Linked DNA regions of Homo sapiens: regions 2 and 3 are each linked to region 1. A link is a loop called in an ENCODE intact Hi-C map of the cell type or tissue named here. Cell type or tissue: heart left ventricle. All regions are shown on one strand. Region 1 overlaps DLGAP1 (DLG associated protein 1). Region 2 holds the start of MIR6718 (microRNA 6718). Region 3 overlaps DLGAP1 (DLG associated protein 1).

Region 1 (8,000 bases):
TTAGGAGGCTGAGGCAGGACAATCCCTTGAGTCCAGAAGTTTGAGGTTGCAAGGAGCTATGATGGCGCCACTGCACTTTAGCCTAGATGACAGAGCGAGACCCTGTCTCAGAAAGAAAACACAAAACAAAAAGATAATGAGAGAGAGAGAACACATGCGCACAAGCAAATAATGTAGGCAAGTGCTTCTCAGACTCTGTAGTGAAGGGCCACTTTTCCCCCCAATAATTTGTAAGCGACACTTGAAATATACAAAATCATATGCTTGAATTTAGTGGCAATATCAAATTACTTTAAATGTTTCTAAATGTGTTTTGTTGTTGTTGTTGTTTTTGTTACTTTCTATTCACAAGTCATCATAGCTTGGTAGCAAACAGTTCATGGAGCAGCCTTGATATTGACCACATAGGAAAAGAGTAGAAATGTAAGGCAATAAAGATAGAGGTAGTCACGGGTATATAGATGTGACGATGTTTGCATGCTTGTATGGACAGAAATACATGTAACAAATATGACAAAAGTGATGCCAAGCATTTGGATCCTAAAAATAAATTTACTGATTAAATTTACATTTATAAAAATATTTCCAGATTACCTAACAAAGCAAAACCCAACACTCCAGGTTATATACATATAAACTTTTAATAATAATATGTATGTTTCTTTCAGGTGGAGAAAAGTCTGTATAGTATGCTACCAATTATCTAATAAAGGAGACGGGATAAAAAATACAAATATATATCAATTTTGTATAATTTGTATACAAATTATATACAAATATATACTAATGGACATATAAATCACAGCATTTAAAAATAAAATATTTAAAGGTAGAGGAAGGAAATAAGATTGAGGAGACAGGGAGAAAAACTAGACTTGTTTTGTAAATTTGACTCTAGAGTCATGTAAAACTTTGCATTATTACAAAGCAAAATTCAATTTAAAATAAAGTGATTCCTGAATATCAAAAGTAAAATAAGCCTATTGAGCCTGTCTGTCCAGTAGGTGGCAGAACAGCACCAAAGGGACTATTCCCAAGTGACCGTAAAACACAATAATTTGCCTGTTTTAGCGGAATGTTATCATAATGACAAAAACAACTGCAAAGTATCTTAAGCTGATTTTTGTAATCATTTTGCTAGTGGTAGTCTTCTATTTATTCGAGACTGTTGCACATGTGTATTATGAATACAGCAAATGAATAATTATATTCATGTCAATAAAATTTGAAATTTGACAGGGAAAAGGACACTGTGAAAAAAGTCCTCTACTTGAATTTGAATAGGAAACATCATGAATTCATGATGAATATTATTTTATTAAAATACATGTTTTCTAGCTTTGTTCTCTGAAAAGATGGAACGTGCTCAACCCTTCACACACAGATAATGTTCTCTACATACCATTTTCCACTAAAAGGAATCACAGGCTCCCTGAAGAAATAGCTGATTACAGGTCTGTGGAAGGAAGTGTACAAGACGGACCTGGAATATCATAAACGGCTTTGGTGATATCAGAACTCTGCAATTAAGTTAACTCTGCAATGAACTGAGGCACATCAAATATTAACATTCATGAATTCCTAATAATACTGTTAAAATAAAATATTATTGATCATCCTTGGAAAATGCAAGGAAACCAAAATCATTATTTTAAAAACTGGCAAATAAAAGGAAGAGATCAAACATTTTTCCTAACTTCCCTATACATATTATTCCAAGTAACCAAGCAGTTGATGAGATGTTTCTCTTGATAAAAGTACTCCATCTAATAAATGAAGAAGGAATTTTAAAATTTGAGTATTGCCATTTTGCAACCTTTAATGAATTATTGGGTGTAGACAATGGTAATCAATGACTGCCAACATCACAAAAAAGCCACCAGACATATGCTTCTGTATGGAGGTACACACCACCACCTGTGGGGTATTTTGGCCAAAAATTGAACCTCAGTCTGATGATGTACCTGGGTCTACTGTATTCAGTACTAATCCCATGTGGCTACTGAGCATTTGAAATGTGGATAGGCCAAATTGAGATGTTCTGTACACGTAAAATACACACCAGATAGCAAAAACTTAATATGAAAAAAAGATGTAAACTATCTCAATAATTTTTAATATTGACTTTAATATTGACTTAAATTTTAAAATTTAATATGTATGTATGACTACATACATAATATTTGTGACATATTGGGTTAAATAAAATTATATTATTAAAATTAATTTTAATTTTAATGTTTTCTTTTTTTAAATGTGTATTTTAAAATTTTAAATTATATTTGTGGCTCATATTTCTATTGTATGGTGCTGTTCTTAATTCTAACTACAACTTACAGGAAATACACTGGACAGAGGAACATGTTAAATGACACCTTACAGGAAATACACTGGACAGAGGAACATGTTAAGTGACACCAGAAGGATAGAAACAGTAAAACTCAGGCTTTAGAAAACTCTGCAACTTGAGGCCCTCATAAGGACTTTTCTGTCCTCCTTTGACCAAACTGTTTAACCGAGCCTAGGGGTGAGGGGGAGCGACCCAAGCTGGCATCTTTCTCTACGGAGACAGATTTTAGAAAATACTTTTCTTGCCCATGAATTTCTTTTCTGGTTGATTTTTATCATTTTCCCTTTACTTACAAGAAAATAAGATTGCAACCACTCCTGCTAATGATTTAGTAGTTCCTTTTCATTTCAGTTTTTGTAAATTAGGAGATAATTCTAAGAGTTACTAAAGGATGATTTATTTAAGAGAACTACGTCAAATAGCGAATGAGTTATGGGTAACATTAGACGAAAATAACCTTTCCCGTGGGAAAGGTTTCTCGAAGGCATGGATGCAAATATAAAATATTAAAAAAAAATCTAAATAAAGCTTATTTTAAAATATGAAAAAAAAAAAAAAGAAAACTCTGCAACTTATATTTCTAATCCAATTTAATGGTGGAGTCAAAGTTACTAAAAATTTATAAACATGAGCACTGTAATTAATGTGTAGTGTAGTCCTAAACATCAATATCTGCAAAATCATAGATTTGATATCTCAGTTTCATTTTCACTATTGCTCAAATAATGCATAACAATAAAAAGCCTATACATTTGCATTGGCTAAAGTAATTTATCACCAGTGGTATGTGAACTGCACCATGGAAAACAGATATATTTTCAATTTTTCAATCTTTAATAATCTGAAAACTTGATTCTCTCAGTTTATTCAGATAGAGGAATACATAGTTATGATTTCTATACTATTAGCCTTTTTTACCAATATAATTAATTTTAATAATATATTTTGTTTGACATATCTAAATATAAATTTCAACATGTACTAAATATAACAATTATTAATGAGAAATATTACATTCTTTTGGCTTTGTACTAAACATTTGAAATGTGCTGTACATTTTTCACTTATAGCCTATGCAATTAAAATGCTATATTTTTATTAGGAATATTTAATCTAAATAGATATCTTAAAATTTACATTTGAAAAAAATAGATTCAGATACCTAAGTTGTTACAAGCATACGTAAAAGTTTTCAGTGACTGAATTGAGTATCAATCAGTTTTAAAATTTAAATCAGTGAAATTAATTAAAATGAAATGAAAATTTAGAAACTCCATTTCTCAGTCACACTGGCCACATTTCAAGTAGAAAGCCTTTGTTTTTAATTCACTTTGTCCTAAAGCTGCAAGTAGAATTTCTACATCTTATCAGAATTGACTTGTTTAAAATATTTTTCAATTAAAACATAATACAAAGCCACTTAGATATGTAAAATTTAAAAATTCTCCCTTTTCTCTCTTCCATCTTTACTGTTTTCCCCAAATTCGAGATCAAATTAATAAATATATTTAAAATGTTTCTAACTTTAAAAGTTAAGTATTGAATTAGGCTTACTTAGACTTCACTTGTAATACAGTATTTCTTACATGTCTAACATAATAGGTGCTCAAAAATATTAGGTAATTTGTCTCCGTTTATTAGATCAGGAATTATTTAATAGTATCTAAACTTTTACTTTTGCTTTTACCCATTTATGAAAAAAAATCATTCCAGCTTAGCATGCTTTAATATCTTATTGGGATAAATAAATAAATAAGATTAAATATCTAAATAATTTACAGAAAGATATCTTACATTCTCTATAGCAAAACACTGATGAATACAGTGTATATATTGAAAGTAAATCTTGGTGGTTTTTTTTTTTTTACTCACGTTGCACCAAAGCGAGAGAACACTAGGGGGCAGTGTGGTTAGAGCAGAACTCTCAAGAGGCTTGGAAAGGTGCGCTGAAATCACCAACAGCTGGTGCGATAAATGGGGTCTAATAGCAAGAAAAGAATGCATTCGTTTAACTTTACTTTGTGAAGTTACGTGGCCCACATGCATATTATTCACAAGGTCTTGGAAGAGACGCTTTGTTCAAACCCTGAGCCCATAAGTTTAGGGACAAGCTCTTCCTGGAAAGGTCTTTCTTACGGAATTTTCTGTCCCGAAGAAGATACAAAAGAGTAGAGCATTGCCAGAGAGTAACAATTCATAAATACTAACCCCAAGTGCCAGTATAATATTTAGTTCCTACCTCATTTTAACCTTCACTTGTATCCACCATTCCTTCTATTTTCTTCTATTCACCCGGGCTTCTTTGCAGCACAGTCATTTTAAGAATATTCTGAGAGCATCTTAGCTCTCACTCCATTTCAGCTCAGTGAATTCTAAGGCAACAAAAGTGTATTAAGTAATTAATCCATAATGCCAGCCACTACCTAAAAAAAGGATAAGGCCAAAGCTAAAAAAAAAAAAAATCAAAAGCTAGGAAAACTTATTAACATTTTCTAAAATTACATTGTTGTTGCCTATTTTAAGGGCATGAGTAGTGACTTTATGCTACATTTTGCAAAAAGTATTGAGCATAATCTATAGATACTTAATGTATGATGAGGTAAACATTTACACCTCAGACTCAGAACAGGCAGACAGCTAAGTTCTCTCGCTTTTTAAATATGCAATGAATTTTCTAATAGTCAAGTAACAAATCTATTTCTCTTTTAGAAAATTAGAATCTATATGTATTAAAGAGCTGTGCTCCAAATTGTGAGTCTGGCCTACTTAAATTTGAATAAATCATTCTAGAGAGTTGACATTATTTAGTTTTGAACAATTCTTGAAGTCTTTTTGGACTTTATAATTTAGCAGCAGGTGGTTCTGGTCATTTTAAAAGTCCGTGATTAATGTAACTAATCCTAGTTAGTGTTTAGTCATCTCTTCAGATCTTTTGTACCTGGAATTTCTAGAGCCTATTTGCCTGAAATTGTATAAATAATAAATGGTTTGCTGTCCTCTATATAGTGGCAAGCATCCAGGTTTCTGCAACTCGAAATTTCAGCTCCTCTCAGCTTCTATCAGGTTTGAGATATTTTTAGCCGCACTCTGTCAGTCAGAATCCCATGAAAGAGAATCCCATTAAGAGAGTTGAGGTGAATTTAGAGAAGGGTCTGTTTATAGAGCAGGGAGCAGGGTTAAGAAAATACAGCCAGAGAGGCCGAGGTACCCAGAGACAAGCACAGTGGGAAGCCCTCGCCACTCTAGGCCTGAAGAGTCAGATGAAGGGAAGGAACGGGGTCCCCAAGCCTATGGGCACTAGAGCTGTGGACAGGCTGCCATCGCAGAGGGGCAGATTGCTGCTGAAACACCAGCACAGGGAGGAAGTGGCACAGAAGGACCCAGAGCTGTCTCCCCCACCCTCGGCACCCCAGCCAGGGCCTTGCCTGGATCACCCGGTGCCAGGCAGGGAAAAGCCAAGCACTGGGGAAGGTGGCCTAGGAAAGGGAGGGTCACAGGCCACTGAACATTCTCACTCTTAATAAACAGAGTTTTACGCTTCAAGGGGGTCTCTGTGGTTCTTCTCTCCTTATCTTTTTACTTCACTCACCACATTCTTACCAAACCAAAAGGAAAACAACAGTGGAGGGAAAGTCTTACACATGTCAGGCTTTTAGACAGAACCTTTTATTCCTCATCTCATATATATTTTCTGCTCTATAAAAAACTAAAACTTTATCTTCTCAACATCTCGCTATGATAAGCTTTTAAGTGGGTCTTAAGCCCACTTAAAAGATGCTGCACCCTGATTTTGTTGCTGCACCCTGATTTGGGGAAGCTTGGTCAGTGATCCCATGAGAAGGGAAACTATGAGAGATTCATTCTCTCCTGAATCGCTTAGGAGGTCCCATTAAAGCCCCTGCTAAACTCGTCATCCCCAGTCTGGACCACGTTTGGTTAATTTCCAGTTTTTCCTTTCCTTGCAATAACCTGCTTGAAACTCCACCAGGGAAAATAAATAATAATTCAAATGCAAAACGCGTTGTCACTTTTATAAAATATTGCTCTCCTTGCCCCACCCTCACCCCCTCCCTTTCTCCCCTTCATGATTTTTACTGAAAGGAGGAAAGACAAGGAAATCTCAATGGTTTCATTCTTAGCACACATTCTAAGTCTGTCATTAAATGACCGCTGATTTTGTCACATACATATGGACAAAACTCTGTAAGAAAGCAATTGATTAAAATCAATGAGAATTTGCTGCGCTGAAATGGAATCAGTGAATAAAAATTTATTCTGTTTCTTTTCTTTTTTCTAAGAGTCCTCTCCATTATTCAAAAGAAGCCTGTCTTATCCTGTTTCCAAACTCCTTTTCCTTTTCTTTCCCCTATGCTGTTGATTTCCTACCTTCTTCCCACGTGAGTCGCCGGTGCAAGAGGGGGGTTCCTGCTTGGGTACCCACATCAGTAGGTTTTGTCTCCTCATCTGCTTGTCTTCTGAAGATAAATCGTTGGCAGAACTGAAAAAAAAAAATCATGGAATGGCTTTTTTACATTTCTGCCAGGGGGAGGCTATTTTGTAATCTTTTTGCAGCCTTCCTGTGCACAACCCAATCCCAAGCTGACTTGATTATCTCCTTAACTGTTAAGAGCAAAATTTAAAACTGGATTTTGTTACCTGCCCCAGGAGCAGATGCTACATTGCTGAGGTGTCTTGTGAATTGCCAGCGTTCCTTTTCTTTTACAGACAGGTCTTAAAGGTCTTCCAGGGACCCCCTATTAGCCAAATAACCTTGATAGTTATTACAGAGAAATTGTAATTCTTTTTGAAAGTATTTGTACACTCATCCATGCCAATATTTATAGATCAGTTGATTTTTCCAGGTTGTGTAAGTTGCTAACAATGGAACTCCATTTATTTATTTATTTATTTAGAGACAGGGTCTGGCTCTGTCACCAGGCTGGAGTACAGTGGCATAATCACGGCTCACTGCAGCCTCTGCCTCTCAGGCTCAAGTGATCCTCCCGCCTTAGCCTCCCAGTTAGCTGAGACCACAGTTGTGCACCACCACACCTGGCTAATTTTTGTAATTTTTGTAGAAAACAGATTTCACCATGTTGCTCAGGCTGGTCTGGAACTCCTGGACTCAAGCATTCCACCCGCCTCAGCCTCCCAAAGTGTTGGGATTACAGGCGTAAACCACCGTACCCAGCTGAGACTCCATTTAAATAGGTGGCTTTTATGTGAATTATTAATTTTGATAAAGAGAAGAGAAAAGCTGATAGATCAGTGTTTAAAAATCATTTTATGAACTAAGTTCAAAAGAACAACTAGGGCCTGCAGACTTCCCTACTTTACAAAGTAGTGGCCTGGCCAAGGATGTTCCAAACAAGAAATCTTTTCAAACGTGCTTTAAATCATTAAAATAGGGGACCAATATGAGTAAACCAATATAATGAGGCAAACTAAGTAGGAGATTTTTAATGAACATTTTCAAGGCACAGGGAAAGAAGCCACAAAGAGTAACAGCATTTTTCTGCACATACTGTCTTATGAATCTAGATTCATCTTGTTTATTGTGGAACTATGTGATTGGGTTAGCCATCAGGGGAGAGAAGTACTTTATGATGTAAAAGCTGAGTCTCCAGAGATAAAAATCTCTTCAATTTGT
Region 2 (8,000 bases), 110 kb after region 1:
AGGGAGGAAGTGAAGACCACTAGGGATGGATGGAATGGGAGAAGAGGGCAGAGCTGAGGAAACAGTGTATGGAATAAACTGTCATGAGAACCATCAGAGGGCAGGAAAAGTGGGAGCAAGAGAACAAGAAAACTTATGAGACAGGAAGTTGAAGGTGTAATGTTAAGAATCTTCAATTCTTGCTACAGTGCCCAGTGCACTGCATGTAATAATAGCTATTCAATAAATAGTTGTTGAATTAAAGTCATATGTATTGATTTGATTTGACTTCATGCTCAGTACAGTCAAAGACTATTTGGCTGATAACTTACAGGCCAACACTCTTATCTGCCAAAACTTAATCCAGAAATAAGCTGGCGCAGTGGTGCACATCTGTAATTCCAGCACTTTGGGAGGCTGAGATGAGAGGATTGCTTGCGCCCAGGAGTTCAAGTCTGCAGTGAGCCATGATTATGCCAATGCACTCCACCTTGGGTGATACAGCAAGACCCTGTCCCTAAAAAAATAAAATGTAATACAAACAAAAATACTTTAATCCAGAAACAATGAATGCCATCATACTTCCTTCTCTATCACAGCAAAAAATATTTCAGAAAGTTGACTGGATGTGGATTTGTTTGTTTAAAATTTAAGACTGGGGGTAGAATTCTAAAAGACAATAAAAACCAGTTCCAAAATGAAAAAAGTTAAAAGGGTCAGATTGCTAGATGTGTGAAGAGTCAGAATAAGGCACTTTAAAAATGATGGGAAGACAGAAGCAGAAGGAAGGGGCAGTGTTTGAGGAATTACAAATCTAATTCCCATTAACAGCAACTATTGCAGAGGTCAGGGCAGGCCAAACTCACTGAAGGAAAAATACTCTGTAAGGTTTCAAAAACAGCCGATTGCAGAGATTGTCCTTCTCACTTCTTACATGGTATCTGACCACCCCTCTCTCATGCAGGCACTGATGATAGTTTTCAAAAAGTGAATGTATAATCTGAATTAGCATGCATAATGTATCCAAGCCAATAAATACTTAAATGGGTATAAAGCTGTATGAGGATAACTTAGCCAATTCTGTTGGGGCCACTTCAGAGACTGACTCACATTGGCCCCACTTGGATGTAGACCACAGTGGTGGAGGTTCTGTATGCTTGCAGTTACCCACTGGGCAGGAGGGTCCCCTTTACTTGGATGAGTAAGCTTTTGTGGGCCTGCCTTGGTTCTGCTGCAGATGACCACAGAGTCTCACCCTCTGGGCAGGGAGCCAGGCCTGACTAGACCTACAAGGCCATTAGGCAGCTTCTGTCTGTTTCTTTCGCTGGGGTTCCATGGACTCTGGACTGGCTCCTCTCTTCCCTCCACACACACTCCCTCTGTAGGGCCCATGGCTAACGCTGCCCCACAGTTCAATAGCATCAACTCTGGCTTCCAGTGGGGCCGACATGGGCCCTTCCTTTACTTGACCTTGAAGCTTACCAGAGTCCAGTGATTCTAGGAACATCCCCACCTAGATTTCCCAAAGTGAGCATCTCATTAGCTCAGTGAAGGCTCTGCATGGATGCCCCTGAGTCCAGTCTTCCATAAGCTCAGAAAATGTGGTGATCACCTTCAACAGTCCTGGCCACAGGGTCACCAGGAGATGCTGTGAGTAGGGAAGAAATTCCCAAAAGCAGGTGTCAGCTGAACAGCTACCACAAAAGGGCTTAATGTCTGCACTTTTGGGGTCTCAGCACTAAGGAAAGTAGATTTGTACAGCAAACTTGGTAAGAAGAGCAACAGCTTTTAAAGAAAGAGACTTTATAAGAGAAAATTTGATTCAGGTAAATATATATATATATATGCATGTATGTATATATAAAATCTGGCTGTGAAACAAGTTGTATAGAATATGCCAGAACATGTTCACAAGACTACTCAGCTAGTCATGAGCAATCTAGACAAAAATAACTTGGTTTCATCAGAGGCTATTTCCACTGCTCCTTTTCAAGTTGTATTGTCATATTGTTTTGATTGTCATTGTTTTTGTGTTTTTCCATCTTCCATCACGGCTGTCTTTAGGTACCATTAAACAGGTTTATTCTGTCATCATTTCTTCTTTCTCCTAGATTCATCAGTAGTTTGCAAGTTTTTCCCAACTTTTTTTGGAGTAAACGCTGATGGGTTTTTCTCTTCTCTGTGAATATTCTACCCCCATCAATTGTACCCGCATAAGACAGGCTGTCCCCCTGCTGCAGCACCTCCTGAAGGGCACTGTCCATGGCTGGTTAAGGTAACCACATTCTCCTAGCTGGCTCCCAAGGGAATTCATCTGTCCATTTAGCCGAGATAACCAACCCTCTCCTGAAAATCCAGATAAGAACAATTCCATAGGAAGCATATCTCCGAGGTCCCATAGAGTCAGCACAGGCATATTTGAACTCTGTCAGTCCAAAATAAGATTAGGAGATTTTATCGTTTACTGCCTGGATTATCTTCACATAAAAATCACTCCTAAATCCTATGACATTTTGCTCAACCACCAATATCAATAATGACCTATTAATCATTTTTCAAAGAACACTACCTTCCACCTTTTTATTCTCAAAAACTGTTATGAAACCACTTTTTAAAAGCTTTGTATGGAGATGCAGGTGATTGTAATTGTGCTGCCTACTGTGACCAAATTGGAGAAGATTTCAGTTGAGTCGTTGGTTTTTTTTTTTTTAACAATACCATATCTTTTGAAAAGGAAATGCCTCCGAAGGCATTTATTTGTAGGAGCAGACTGATTGACAGAGGTATTCACAGACGAAATCAAACTGCAGATGATTAGGACAGCAATTAATGTTAATGAAAAGCCAAAATACATTCTGCATCTATAAAATGGCTCAGCATTGTACTTTGAGTAATATAATTGGTATATTTCAGAATGTGCTTATTCAAAGGTGTTCTAATAGTACTTGTATAATTTTAAGCACACAACGCATGAAAATCTTCAAGTAAGGAAGCCTGGAAAAGTGAAAGAACATGACATTGAGTTATCATCTTCAGGTACAATTTCAAAAGGTCAGAAAATATCCAAACAGTGGGCATTTGGACAATGTTAACTCACATTCTCACCTCTGTTAAGTTTTCTGTTTACTTCTTTTTTTTTTTTTTTTTTTTTTTTTTTGAGATGGAGTCTCACTCTGTTGTCCAGGCTGCAGTGCAGTGGCGCGATCTCGGCTCACTGCAAGCTCCGCCTCCCGGGTTCACGCCATTCTCCTGCCTCAGCCTCCCAAGTAGCTGGGACTACAGGCGCCCGCCACCACGCCTGGCTAATTTTTTGTATTTTTAGTAGAGACGGGGTTTGACCATGTTAGCCAGGATGGTCTCGATCACCTGACCTCATGATCCGCCCACCTCGGCCTCCCAAAGTGCTGGGATCACAGGCATGAGCCACTGCCCCCGGCCGTTTTCTGTTTACTTTTACGCAAAAGTGCCATGGTTTCATTTTTTAGTAGTAAGAACCATTTTCTTATTTTAAAAAGTAATAATTTAAAATCATCAGCCTGTTGGGCATTCATCATTCTCAATCTCTGTAGAATTGGGATTTATTATAAGTAAACGGGAAAATTAATTTTGTTCTGTCTAAAAAAAAATGTCATGTATGTGTTCAGACTGTGGTTGGAGCATGCATGTGTGAGCAAGGAGGTCTGAATCAGGAGACACTGCCGTAGCTGGCCAGGACATTGTCCTCCTCTCTTGGTATACTCCTTCTTTTCTTCCAGTCTTCTCTCATAAACTGCTCTTGCAAGAAATCATTGCTTCTTTGAGATCTTTTTGCCCCTCCCCACTCCCACATGTATTCTCTAACTACAGCTAGAGAAATCTTTAGCACAAGTGTGACCATGCCACTGTCTTGTTTAAATTCCTCTAATGGATTACCACCACCTGCAAATACAGTGCTGCATCCTGACATAGCTTCACCAAGGGTCTCATGATTTTGCCCTGACTACCTGTCTCACTTAGGAACAGGTGCAGGTGCAAGGTTCAGTACACAAAATTACAGAAAGCAAAATAACCGCGAGCTATTTTGTCTCCTCTCTCCACACAGACTCCCTCTGCAGAGCCCTTGGCTAAAGTTGTCACGTGGTTCAATAGCAAGGGACTCTGGCTTCCTATGGGGCCAGCGCAGGCCCTTCCTTTACTTGATAAGATAAGGAAACAAGATAAAGGTCTATTTTTCTCTCGACTAAACAAAATGCAGAGGTGCACATCCAGGGCGGATATGGCACTCCGCTGTAGGTCAGAACCTTTATCTTTTGTTTCTCTAATCCTCAAACTGTAACTTCCACCTCATGGGAAAGATCACTATTCACCCAGCCCCCACAGCTGCGTTCCAGCCAGAGAAGGGGTAAAGAAGCGTATGCCCCTCACTTTAGAGATGTTTTCCAGAAATCACACATGCCGTTTCAAGTTATGTTCCATTGGCCAGCATAGTCACCCAGGCACATCTAGGGAGAATGGAAAATGTAGTCATTGTTCAGGGCTGCTTGTACTTTTCAACAAGAAAATCTTTTCTTTCTCTTTAGTGGTATGTTATAACCTGGCATGGACAAGCTTCTGGCAGGTGGAGGGATGCCAAAAAGTTGACTTGAGAGATAGAGAGTTAGAAGGATGATCATTTAGAGGCTGGGAAGGGTAGTTGAGAGGTGTTGCTAAGGTGGGAGAGTGAGGATGATTAATGGGTACAAAAAAAATAGATGCAAGTCCGAATGAATGATAAGATCTAGTATTTGATAGCACAATAGGGTGACTATAGTCAATAATAATCTAATCGCACTTTTAAAAATAACTATAAGAGTATAATTGCATTGTTTGTAACAAAAAGGATAAATATTTGACGTGATGGATATTCCATTTACCTTGATGTGATTATTAAACATTATATGCCTGTATCAAAATATCTCATGTACCCCAGAAATATATACATGACTAGGTACCCACAAAAATTCAAAAAAGAAATTTTTAGGACAGCTTGACCCTGAAAAGATTCATGGAGATTTCCTCTTCCTGATGTCTCCTCAAACAAGAACACAGTGCCCCTGTTCTCCTGGGCAGGGTCCACCACTTTCTTTCTAAAGTAAGTCGCAATTGCCTGCCTGTCCATCCTCATGGGGTAAGACAGAGGAGGGCCTTCAGTATGCTCTTATTTCTGCATGTAAAGAAAAATCAAGAAAAGCAGCTCTAAATAAAGACATGCACAAAAATCAAAATGGAATAAGGACTTGCCAGCTTTGCAAGACTATTTCCCCTTTGTCAGCATCTTCTAATATGTGGTGTGTTTGTGTTTTCCTTGGGTCTAATAAATTACCTACCTTGAAAATTTCCTTTACAGTGCTGGATTATTCTTGTTTTGGTCATCATCTGGACAGTGATAATTCTGCTCCAGGTGTTGGAACTCTGGAAAAACTGTGCATCTCACACTCTGAGCTTGTCTCATGGCTGCAAACAGAGTCAACAAATTATCCAAGCAAAAAAATCAGGAGACATGGTACAATGGTAAAATTGAACTTAGAAGGACAATAAAACAGAATGTTGAAGTCACAGCGAACAAGAAGAAATTAGAGCTAATCACTGGTAGTCACAGAAACCCTCATGAAGACATGCTGACCACAGTCCCCATCCTTGCTCAAAGAACAAGGCCTGAAAGGCAATTTCCCTCTCTATTTCCAGCAATTGTTATCATTACTTAAAATCTAATTGAGAGGCTAGCATCCTCTTTTTTCAAGAATGCATAGAAGAATGAGAATTGTTATTTATCTCTTTTCATGTTTTTTTGTGGCTAGGTCATGAAGTGCATACATTGAATCCCTAGTGGCCAAAAGGCTTATGACATGGCTCTCACAATATATCATAAGCCCTCTGACCACTAGGGATTCACTGTAGGCATTTGGTCGTCTTTGCAGCAGCAGGCAAGGAAGCTTTCTAATGATGCTCTTGGTCACACCACAGGTGGCAGCAAGTGGTACCCATGGATACAACTTATAAACATTAATTAGGAGAGGGGGGAAAAAAGAAGTGACAGAGATAAATGTGCTGGAAAGGGAGTTTAAGAGTAAGGCAAGAGGAAAATGAAGAATGAGAGAAGGAAGAGCAGGACCTCCATAGTAGGTGCCACCAGCAATTGTCTACCCATTGCCAATGGCCTTAGGATTTTAGATCATTTGCCCTTGCTCACCAAGAAGTCACAGAATGTGTTTTCTTTTATAATCACAAATTGACCTATTTTCATTTTAAAATGACAAGACGATAGAAGAGAGTGTAAGATTTGTTACAGAAAGGGCCATGGTATTAAGTTGTTTATTTGGCCTTGACCAGAAAGATAGATTTAGCATTTAGAAATGTTTATTGCCATTTTTTATGACCTTCTTTTCCCACATCATAGAGAAAAAAGATCAAGATCTCAATATCTCTTTTACAAATACAAGTAAGGAAGGAGGAATGTTAGCTTATTTATTCTGGATGCAATTTGTTACCCTCCAAGAAAATAGAGGTGCTTGTCCTGTGCTGAAAATAGCCCAGTTAAATTTTAGTAAAAAACACACTGTGTATGATTAATTTACAGAAATTATCATTGGTTACATCATTTAACTTAAATCATCATTAGTGGCCTTAAACAGCTCTTCGTTTGCTCTGCTTGTCCTCAGGTAACGTCATCTTGCATGGAATGTTGCTCACATATTAAAGATAATTAAATACTGAATACCTGATTAAAATAATCTTGTATATTTTGGAGTAAACATGTATAATTCATGTTTTCAGCTCTTGCCAGTTTCACATTTTATTTAGCAGAAAATATCTACCCAAGATTCAAACTGCTTGAGAAGGAAAGTTCGAAACATTATTCCACATCATTTTATATATTGAGATTCTACTATATGTGATCATAAAAGTTAGTATGTGTCTATAATCCTAATAGAATCTTGTTTTTGCTTTTTATAAGTCTGTATTTGAAAGGCAAAAATGTCCTCAGTGGAACCTGATTTGTAGAGAGAGACTTTCTTATGCAATGGATTTTTGCATCTAAGTTAGTTTGTGCCACAGTTTTGCTAAAAACACATACTTAACCCTCTTACATTCTTCCTTGCCACAGCCTACTTTTAGGACCATAACTTCATACAAAGCAATCCCAAGGTTTTCTGTTTCATTAGTCTGTCACCAGTGGACACGTTTTTTACCTATCGGTTCTTCCTTATCCACAGGTATCATAAGTCCTGAATTCCTTTTTTGTCCCTTCAAGAGTCAGTTTCTCTCTCTCTTCCAGGCGGATTGCCCTCTGTCTAAGCATCCTGTAGTCAGCAGGTTAGGCAAACTCCCCAGACTTTACTTCCAGACAGGTAGAACGGCAGAAGGTACGATATTGCCCAGTGAGTTGCAGAGTTAGAAGTCAAAGGTATATAGGTCAGAAGGAGTGTTCACCAGTCTGCTTCCTGCCTTGCTCTGAAGACTGGTCTTTGGAATGGTCACCCTGATGGAATGGTCCCCCCAACTATTGGGCATCTTTCCTTGGCCTTGCCCAGCCTGGCCTTTGCCACACAGTCATGTTTTCATTAAACAGATGCTACTTGAATCACACTATGAACCACTTTGGGAAATTTTGCATTAATGCATTAAGTAATTGAGTAAATATTCTACTAACTTAATTCCCACTATCCACTAGGATAGCACTTTGCCAAATACTAGGTGGGTGAAACATAGTCCCTACCCTTAAGGACGTCACAATTTAGTAGACTAACAAATTTTGAGTGACTGTACTGATTAAAACCTTTCATCATTATTCCTGAATGGTCAATCCAGAAACTGGGAGACAGGAGGAAGAAAGGAGCTTCACAAAGCATGGATAGAGATTGCCAACATTGTCATGAGCGCTCCCAGATGCAGTATGTCTCATGGAATAGACAAGACCTGGCCTCTCAAAAATCTTTTTTCATGAGGTCCAGTGTGGGTGTTTTATATGTTTGTTTGTTTTTGTTTGTTTGTTTGTTTGTTTT
Region 3 (8,000 bases), 72 kb before region 1:
CTTTATACTGCTTAACATCTACACAGAACCGATGCTACCTGTTTAATATTCACCATTAGCAGTACTGCGGCCTCCAACACAGACACACACAGCATATGTCCTCAGCCTCTACAAGGCAGCCACAGGAACCAAGAGATAATTAAAATTTAGACACACATATATGAGCACATTCATTATATTCTGTATTTTAAAAGTACTTTTCAGTGGGGAAAGTGACCATAAGTCTAACTGAAACTCCTCTCTTGAAGTACAGCTCTGAGGGGGCTGCAATATACTTAGGAACAATGGGAACTTTGAATTAACAAAGTTGAAATTCTCTCTGTAATGATGAATGGGTATTTGAACAGAGTTAGAAAATCATAATGACAGGCTGCAAGTAAGAAGGCTCTCATTGTCTCTTCCACCTCTCCTTCGAGACAATTCAGACAACCAGACCCATCCTTTTGGACCTATTACAATGTCAGAGACAAACTTTTCTTGCAGTAAGGGATTTCAGAATAGTGTCATTATCGTACATTGTGAAAGAGTAAGCACTAATATAATGGGACTATTATTAGAGGTAATTCTACCTTAGAATGCGGTGATGGCTGTGTAGTTTTCCTGAGACGACGCTGACAAATGTTTCTTGGGAACTGTGGGAGAGGGCACTGCCCTGGGAAGTCGGAGATTTGGTTAGTTGTGCTTGAAATCATTAAAGGAAATTATAAAGCATTTTGAATAGCAAATCGATCACCGAGCAGAACTTAAGATAATTACATTTATCATTTTGATGTGCATATTATTATTTCCTATGAAAAGTTGGTTATATTAATATTTAATTTTCCCAAAGAAAGATTCCAATCCAGACCACAGATTTCTCAATAATTTGGGTTTTTCAATAAATATTTTAGTTAAATATTTGAATACACACACACACACACATGTATATCTTTATATAAAGTTTTAGCTTTTAAATTTATATTTTCCCATTTCTAAAAATCAATTCTAAGGAAATAAGTCAAATATTTATTTCATAGTTATAGAATTATATATAATAGTGAACATGTAAATATCTTGAATAGACAAAAATAATTATTTACTCTGTCTCCTACATTTGCTTAGATTATCTCTGATTGAAAAATCACATTTCTCATAAGTTACTAGGGGCTCCAAAGAAGCAAATCTCAGTTGAGTAGAGATGAAAATAAAGGTTGCCTTAAGACAGCACCAGCTTTTGAGATGGGGCCAGTTTCTGATGATTCTTATGTCCACTAAAATCTGAGAAATAATGAATTAATACTCACTTTTTTATTTTTTAATAGAATATGATAGATTTCTGAGAGGCATGTATTAAATTCTCTCAACACGACTTTTAACTTCTTATACGTATTGTTTTTACTTCATATAATTAAAGAGCTCTTTCTTGTTTACGTTTATGATTATTATATCTTTGTGGATCCAACCTTTTTATCCATATGGAAATGCTTCTTTTAGCCCTGTTTAAGGCTCCTTGCCATGAATTCTATTTTATCTTATATTAATACATAATTAATTAATAAAATAAAGAGAGTTGCTTTTCTGACTGCTGTTTCTCTTAGCATAGATCTTGGAAAATGAAGAACTGTTTTATAGTTATCATATATGGGAAAACCTTATGCAAAAAAAATATACTTTTATAAGTAACTTTTATATAACTTCTTTTTACTTGAATTTTCCAAAACCGATATTCTCTTTTCAGATGTTGATTAATCAGTGTGAGTTTCCGTGGTGTAATAGTGAGCACTCTGGACTCTGAATCCAGAGGTTGATTAATCATAAAAAAAAGATTTCTGTGGAGGTACCAAAAAACTCTAGTATTTAGCTGTTGTGAAAAAAGTTGGGTAGAAAATGCAGAATTAGGCCAGATGCGGTGACTCATGCTTGTAATCCCAGCACTTTGGGAGGCTGAGGTGGGCAGATGACCTGAGGTCAAGAGTTCAGGACCAACGTAGCCAACATGATGAAACCCTATCTCTACTAAAAATACAAAAATTAGCCAGGCGTAATGGCAGGTACCTGTAATCCCTGCTACGCAGGAGGCCAAGGCAAGAGAATTGCTTGAACCCAGGAGGTGGAGGTTTCAGTGAGATGAGATCATACCACTGCACTCCAGCCTAGACGACAGAGCAAGACCCTGTCTCAAAAAAAAAAAAGAAAGAAAGAAAAAGAAAATATGGATTAAGCCTTTGTCTGTTGTCTCAGTTTGAATTAAAAGTAGTGAAGATAACTATTCTAAAATGTGAGAACTAGAAATTTTGATTTGCATTAAACATGCTAACATAGTCACAGATTAGGGCACCTCATGAGAAACAAATGAAGAGATAAATTGGCCAGTGTATTAGTCCGTTGTCACATTGCTGTGAAGAAATACCTGAGACTGGGTAATTTATTTTAAAAAGAGGTTTAATTGGCTCACGTTCTGCAAACGGTATGGGAAGCGTGATGCTGGCATCTGCTCAGCTTCTGGGGAAGCCTCAGGAAACTTACAATCATGGCAGAAGGTGAAGAGGCAGTGGGCATGTCACATGGCCAGAGCAAGAGCAAGCGAGAGCATGGGGGAGGTGCCACACACTTTTAAAACGCAGATTTCACGAAAAGTCATCCACTGTCTCGAGGACAATACCAAGGGGGATGGTGCCAAACCATTCATTAGAAACCTGCCTCCATGATCTAATCACCTCCCACCAGGCCCCACCTTCAACATCGGGGATTACAATTTGACATGAGATTTTGTGACGACACATCCAAACCGTATCAGTCAGTATGACTTGCACTTTACAACAAAGAATCATCAATCCCCAAGGCATGATTTTCAATGTAATTTACAATGATATGTGAGGGACCCCAATTCTCATCCTTACTCTCATTCACTTAATCAAGAAATACTTATTAAGTACTGACTATGAACCAAGTGCTTTGAATACTTTATATCACTGAGAATTTCAAGGAAAAAATGCCTTTGCTGTGGAAGAACTTACACTTTAGTAGGATAAAAATAATTACCATTTCTTAAGCACAGTCATGATTGTGCTGCATGCCAGGTAATATCTATCTATATACTCTCAGAGCAATCATAAAATGTAAATAGCTCTAACCCCAAAAGGACATTGAAACTGAGAAGGCTAAGTAACTCAATGAAGGCCATGTAGCAAAATACTAAAGTAAGCCTATCTGACTCCAGAACTCCTAGCCTTGCCACTAAGCAGCACTTCTTCCACATTAAGCTCTACTAATAATCAGAGAGACAACAAGCCTGCAAGTCACTTAATTTCTGTTGTCTCTGTTTCCTCACCTGTACGCGTGGACATCGGATTGGATGTTTTCTAAGGTGCTCCCCAGTTCCTGGCTTTTACACATTTGACATGTTCACTGTAGTTTTACCAACACACAGCAGATGGCAGTACAGAGCAAGAACCGGCTAACCTAGCTGCTTCTCTTCAGGTCCCTATGATTCCAAAAATAATGATTTCTCTTCATTTCTATTATTTATTAGGTATTACATAGTCACTACAAATGTAAAAACATTTTTATACAATAATGTATACTATAAAGCATATTTTATGCGTTAAAAATGCATAGTTATGCATCATGTTTATTAATATCCAAAAATAATCTAAACATCTAAATCAGTTCATGATATTGTTGGTATATTAAATATCACAAAATCAGAAGACTAAAGTTATGGTTTCCAAATGTAAATATATGGAAAAATATATGACATTAATATATAGTATATATCATTATATATAATATGCATAAATATGCCTACGTACATAAACATATGTAACATTATAATATAGTTTAAAATTTATGCCAAAACACAAAGTGTATTATTTATTCATTCATTCAATATTTATTGAGCAACTACTGAGTAAGTCACTATTACAAGCCTAGAGATACAGTAGTAAAGAACTAATCCTCCCCTCATCAAGCCCATATTGCATTGAGGAGGCAATGATTGAATAAAAAGAGAGAAGATTAGTGTGTATATAGTATGCCATATGGTAATAAATGCAAAGGAGAAACAAAACAGAGAAAAGGAATATGTCTAAATGAGAAGGAGGGTGTGCTTTGATCATTTTATATATATAAGTGTAATACATATTATGTACACTATGTGTGTCAATGGAAACAGTCAAACTCTGTAAAATATTTGAGGTTGATTCTGGCCAAATATGAGTGACCAGGGCCCAAGGCACAGTCTCAAGAGGTCCTAAGACCATACAACCAAGGTGGTTGGTCTACAGTTTGGTTTTATATGTTGTAGTAAGACATAAGTCAATACATGTAAGGTGTACATTGATTCGGTCAGGAAAGGGGGGACAACTAGAAGTGAAGGGAGGAGGTTCTAGGTCATAAGTGGATTCAAAGATTTTCTAATTGGCAATTGCTTGAAGGGGTTAAGTTATTAATATTATCTAAAGACCTGGAATCAATAGAAGAGAGTGTCTGGGTTAAGATAAGGGGTTGTGTTATGCAGGTGAAGCCTCCAGGTAGCAGGTTTCAGAGAGAATAGGTCATAAAAGTTTCTTATCAGACTTAAAAAAAAAAAATGCCAAACTCTCAGTTAATTCTCTCCTGGGTTATGTTAGTATCTTATTGCTACAAAGAGTCTGCTTTGGCAGTCTCAAGATGTCTGTTTTAATGTTAACGCTGGTCAACTGTGCCTGAATTCCAAAGGGAGAAGTATATAATGAGGTATGTCCAACCCCTAACTCCCACTTCCCATTGTGGCTTTAACTACTTTTCCTTCCTTCCTTCCTTCCTTCCTCCCTCCCTCCTTTCCTCCCTTCCTTTCTTTCTTTTTTACTTTTATTTAAGTTCAGGGGTACAAGTGCCCATTTGTTACACAGGTAAATTTGTGTCATGGGTGTCTGTTGTATGGATTATTTCATCACTCAGGTATTAAGCCCCGTACACATTAGTTGTTTTTCTTGATCCTCTTCCTCCTCCCAACCTCCACCTTCAGGTAAGGCCCAGTGTCTGTTGTTCCCCACTATGTGTCCATGTGTTCTCATCATTTAGCTCCCACTTATAAGTGAGAGCATGTGGTATTTGGTTTTCTCTTCCTATGTTAATTTGCTAAGGATAATGGCACCCTGCTCCGTCCACGTCCCTGCAAAGGACATGATCTCATTCTTTTGTATGGCTGCATAGTATTCCATGGTGTATATGTACCACATTTTCTTTATCCAGTCTATCATTGATGAGCATTTAGATTGATTGCATGTCTTTGCTATTGTGAATAGTGCTGCAATGAACATTCACATGCATGTGTTTTTCTGGTAGAATGATTTATATTCCTTTAAGTATATACCCAGTAATGGAATTGCTTGGTTGAATGGCATTTCTGTCCTTAGGTCATTGAGGAATTACCACACTGTCCTCCACAATGGCTACATTAATTTACACCCCCCCAACAGTGTAAAAGTCTTCCTTTTTCTCCACAATCTTGCCAGCATCTGTTATTTTTTGACTTTTTAATAATAACCATCCTGACTGGTGTGAGATGGTATCTCACGGTTCTGATTTGATTCACATTTCTCTAATAATCAGTAATGTTGAGGTATTTTTCATATGCTTGTTGGCTCCATATATGTCTTCTTTTGAAAAGTGTCTAATCATGTCTTTTGCCCACTTTTTAATGGGGTTGTTTTTTTCTTGTAAATTTGTTTAAGTTCTTTGTAGATGCTGGATATTAGACCTTGTCAGATGCATAGATTGCGAAACTTTTCCCTATTTTGTAGGTTGTCTGTTTACTCTGTTGATAGTTTTATTTTTTCATTTTTATTTTTTTGCTGTACAGAAGCTCTCTAGTTTAATTAGAACATATTTGTCTACTTTTGCTTTTGTTGCAATTGCTTTTGGCATCTTCATCATGAAATCTTTGACTGTGCCTATGTCCTGAATGGTATTGCCTAGGTTGTCTTCCAGGGTTTTTATGATCTTGGATTTTACATTTAAATCCTTAATCCATCTTGAGTTGATTTTTGTGTATAGTGTAAGGAAGAGGTTCAGTTTTAGTCTTCTGCATATGGCTAGCCAGTTATCCCAACACCATTTAAGAGTATCCTTTCCCCATTGCCTGTTTTTATCAGGTTTGTAGAAGATCAGATACTTGTAGGTGTGTGGTCATATTTCTGACTTCTCTATGCTGTTCCCTTGGTCTATGTGTCTGTTTTGTACTAGCACCATGCTGTTTTGATTACTGTAGCTTTGTAGTATAGTTTGAAGTTGGGGAGCTTGATGCCTTCAGCTTTGTTCTTTTTGCTTAGGATTGGCTGGCTGTTCAAGCCCTTTTTTTGTTCCATGTGAATTTAATTTTTTTTTCTAGTTCTGCAAAGAATGTCAGTGGTAGTTTAATGGGGATAGCATTGAATTTATAAATTGCTTTGGAGAGTATGACCATTTTAATGACATTGATTTTTCCTATCCATGAGCATGGAATGTTTTTTCATTTGTTTGTGTCATCTCTGATTTATTTGAGCAGTGCTTTGTAGTTTTGCTTATATAAATCTTTCACCTCCCTAGTTAGCTGTATTCCCAAGTATTTTATTTTTTTGTGGCTACTGTGAATGGGAATTCATTCCTGATTTGGCTCTCAGCTTGGCTGTTGTTGGTGTATAGAAATGCTAGTGATTTTTGCACATTAATTTTGTATCCTGAAATTTTGCTGAAGTTGTTTAGCAGCTTAAGAGGCTTTTGGGCTGAGACTATGGGGTTTTCTAGAAATAGGATCATGTCATCTGCAAGCAGGGATAGTTTGACTTCTTCTCTTACTATTTAAATGCCCTTTATTTCTCTCTCTTGCCTGATTTCCCTGGCCAGAACACTACGTTGAATAGGAGTGATGAGAGAGGGCATCCTTGTCTTGTGCCGGTTTTCAAGGGAAATGCTTCTAGATTTTGCCCATTCAGTATAATGTTAACTATGAGTTTATTATATATGTTGCTTATTATGTTGAGGTATTCCTTCAGTACCTAGTTTATTGAGATTTTTTTTAACATGAATGGATGTTGAATTTTATCAAAAGACGTTTCTGCATCTATTGAGATAATCATGTGGTTTTTGTCTTTAGTTCTGTTTATATGATGAACCACATTTATTGATTTGCATATGTTAAGCCAGCCTTGCATCATGGGGATGAAGCCTACTTGATTGTGGTGGATAACCTTTTTGATGTGCTTCTAGATTTGATTTTTCAGTATTTTGTTGAGGATTTTTGCATCAATGTTCTTCAAGGATATTTTCCTGAAGTTTTCTTTTTTTGTTGTATCTTTGCCAGGTTTTGGTATCAGGGTGATGCCTACTTCAGGGAGGATCCCTCCTTATTAATTTTTTGGAACAGTTTTAGTAGGAATATACTGGCTCTTCTTTGTACATCTGTTAGAATTCATCTGTGAATCCATCCAGTCCTGGGCTTTTTTTTATTGGTAGGCTATTTATTACTACTTCAGTCAGAACTGATTATGAGTCTGTTCAGGGATTCGGTTTCTTCCTGGTTCAGTCTAGGGAGGGTGTCTGTGTCCATGAATTTATCCATTTCTTCTAGATTTTCTAAGTTATGTGCATAAAGGTGTTCATAATAGTCTCTGATGGCTGTTTCTATTTCTGTGGGGTCAGTGGTGATGTCCCCCTTATCATTTCTGATTGTGTTCATTTGAATCATCTCTCTTTTTTTCTTTGTTGGTCTCGCTAGCAGTCTATTGTATTAATTTTTTCAAGAAAAATCTCGTGGATTCATTGATCTTTTGAATGGTTTTTCATGTGTCTCTATCTCTTTCACTGAACTAGTTTTTCAAATTAACTTTGGAATGTCCTTGGCTGAGAAGAGGGGTCCCTTCAGTTGGTTGAGGGGCTTAGAATTTTATTTTTGATCTACATATATATATAGTTTTGTGATAAGAACTGATTGGAGGGTGTAAAAGATATATGAGATACTGTCCTTCTAATTTAAATGAGAATTCATTAGTGGAAAAAAA

Evidence for each region. A loop is a pair of places that touch in the nucleus more often than their neighbours do. Peaks named below come from ENCODE experiments on the same cell type or tissue, not always from the same donor. Only the 100,000 strongest peaks of a DNase experiment are listed, where the experiment ranks them.
Region 2: it touches region 1 in a loop (3-fold over the local background); 29 of 110 quality-filtered maps call a loop at or near these places.
Region 3: a loop joins it to region 1, with 3 times the contacts of the local background. A loop is called at or near these places in 8 of 110 quality-filtered maps.

What each region holds. Positions count from the first base shown.
Region 1 is chr18:3,991,939-3,999,938 of GRCh38, reverse strand. The region is part of intron 3 of DLGAP1 (DLG associated protein 1); the gene reads left to right. It overlaps DLGAP1-AS4 (DLGAP1 antisense RNA 4), which reads right to left. Exons shown (of 5, transcript NR_102696.1): 2 at 6,737-6,848; 3 at 4,590-4,722; 4 at 4,223-4,331. Among named protein-coding and RNA genes, the nearest start is that of DLGAP1-AS4, 34 kb to the right of the region's middle. In heart left ventricle, CTCF peaks have their summits at 1,011 (motif pointing right), 4,049 and 4,251 (motif pointing right); no DNase peak of the experiment used is centred here; H3K27ac peaks cover 867 bases.
Region 2 is chr18:3,883,244-3,891,243 of GRCh38, reverse strand. The region is part of intron 3 of DLGAP1 (DLG associated protein 1); the gene reads left to right. The region is part of intron 1 of DLGAP1-AS3 (DLGAP1 antisense RNA 3); the gene reads right to left. It overlaps MIR6718 (microRNA 6718), which reads right to left and starts at 5,891; the gene lies at 5,812-5,891. It overlaps LOC124904238 (a long non-coding RNA gene), which reads right to left. Exons shown (of 4, transcript XR_007066270.1): 3 at 5,325-5,451; 4 at 3,947-4,460. In heart left ventricle, no CTCF peak of the experiment used is centred here; no DNase peak of the experiment used is centred here; H3K4me3 peaks cover 362 bases; H3K27ac peaks cover 488 bases.
Region 3 is chr18:4,064,160-4,072,159 of GRCh38, reverse strand. The region is part of intron 2 of DLGAP1 (DLG associated protein 1); the gene reads left to right. Among named protein-coding and RNA genes, the nearest start is that of DLGAP1-AS4, 110 kb to the right of the region's middle. In heart left ventricle, a CTCF peak has its summit at 3,407 (motif pointing right); no DNase peak of the experiment used is centred here.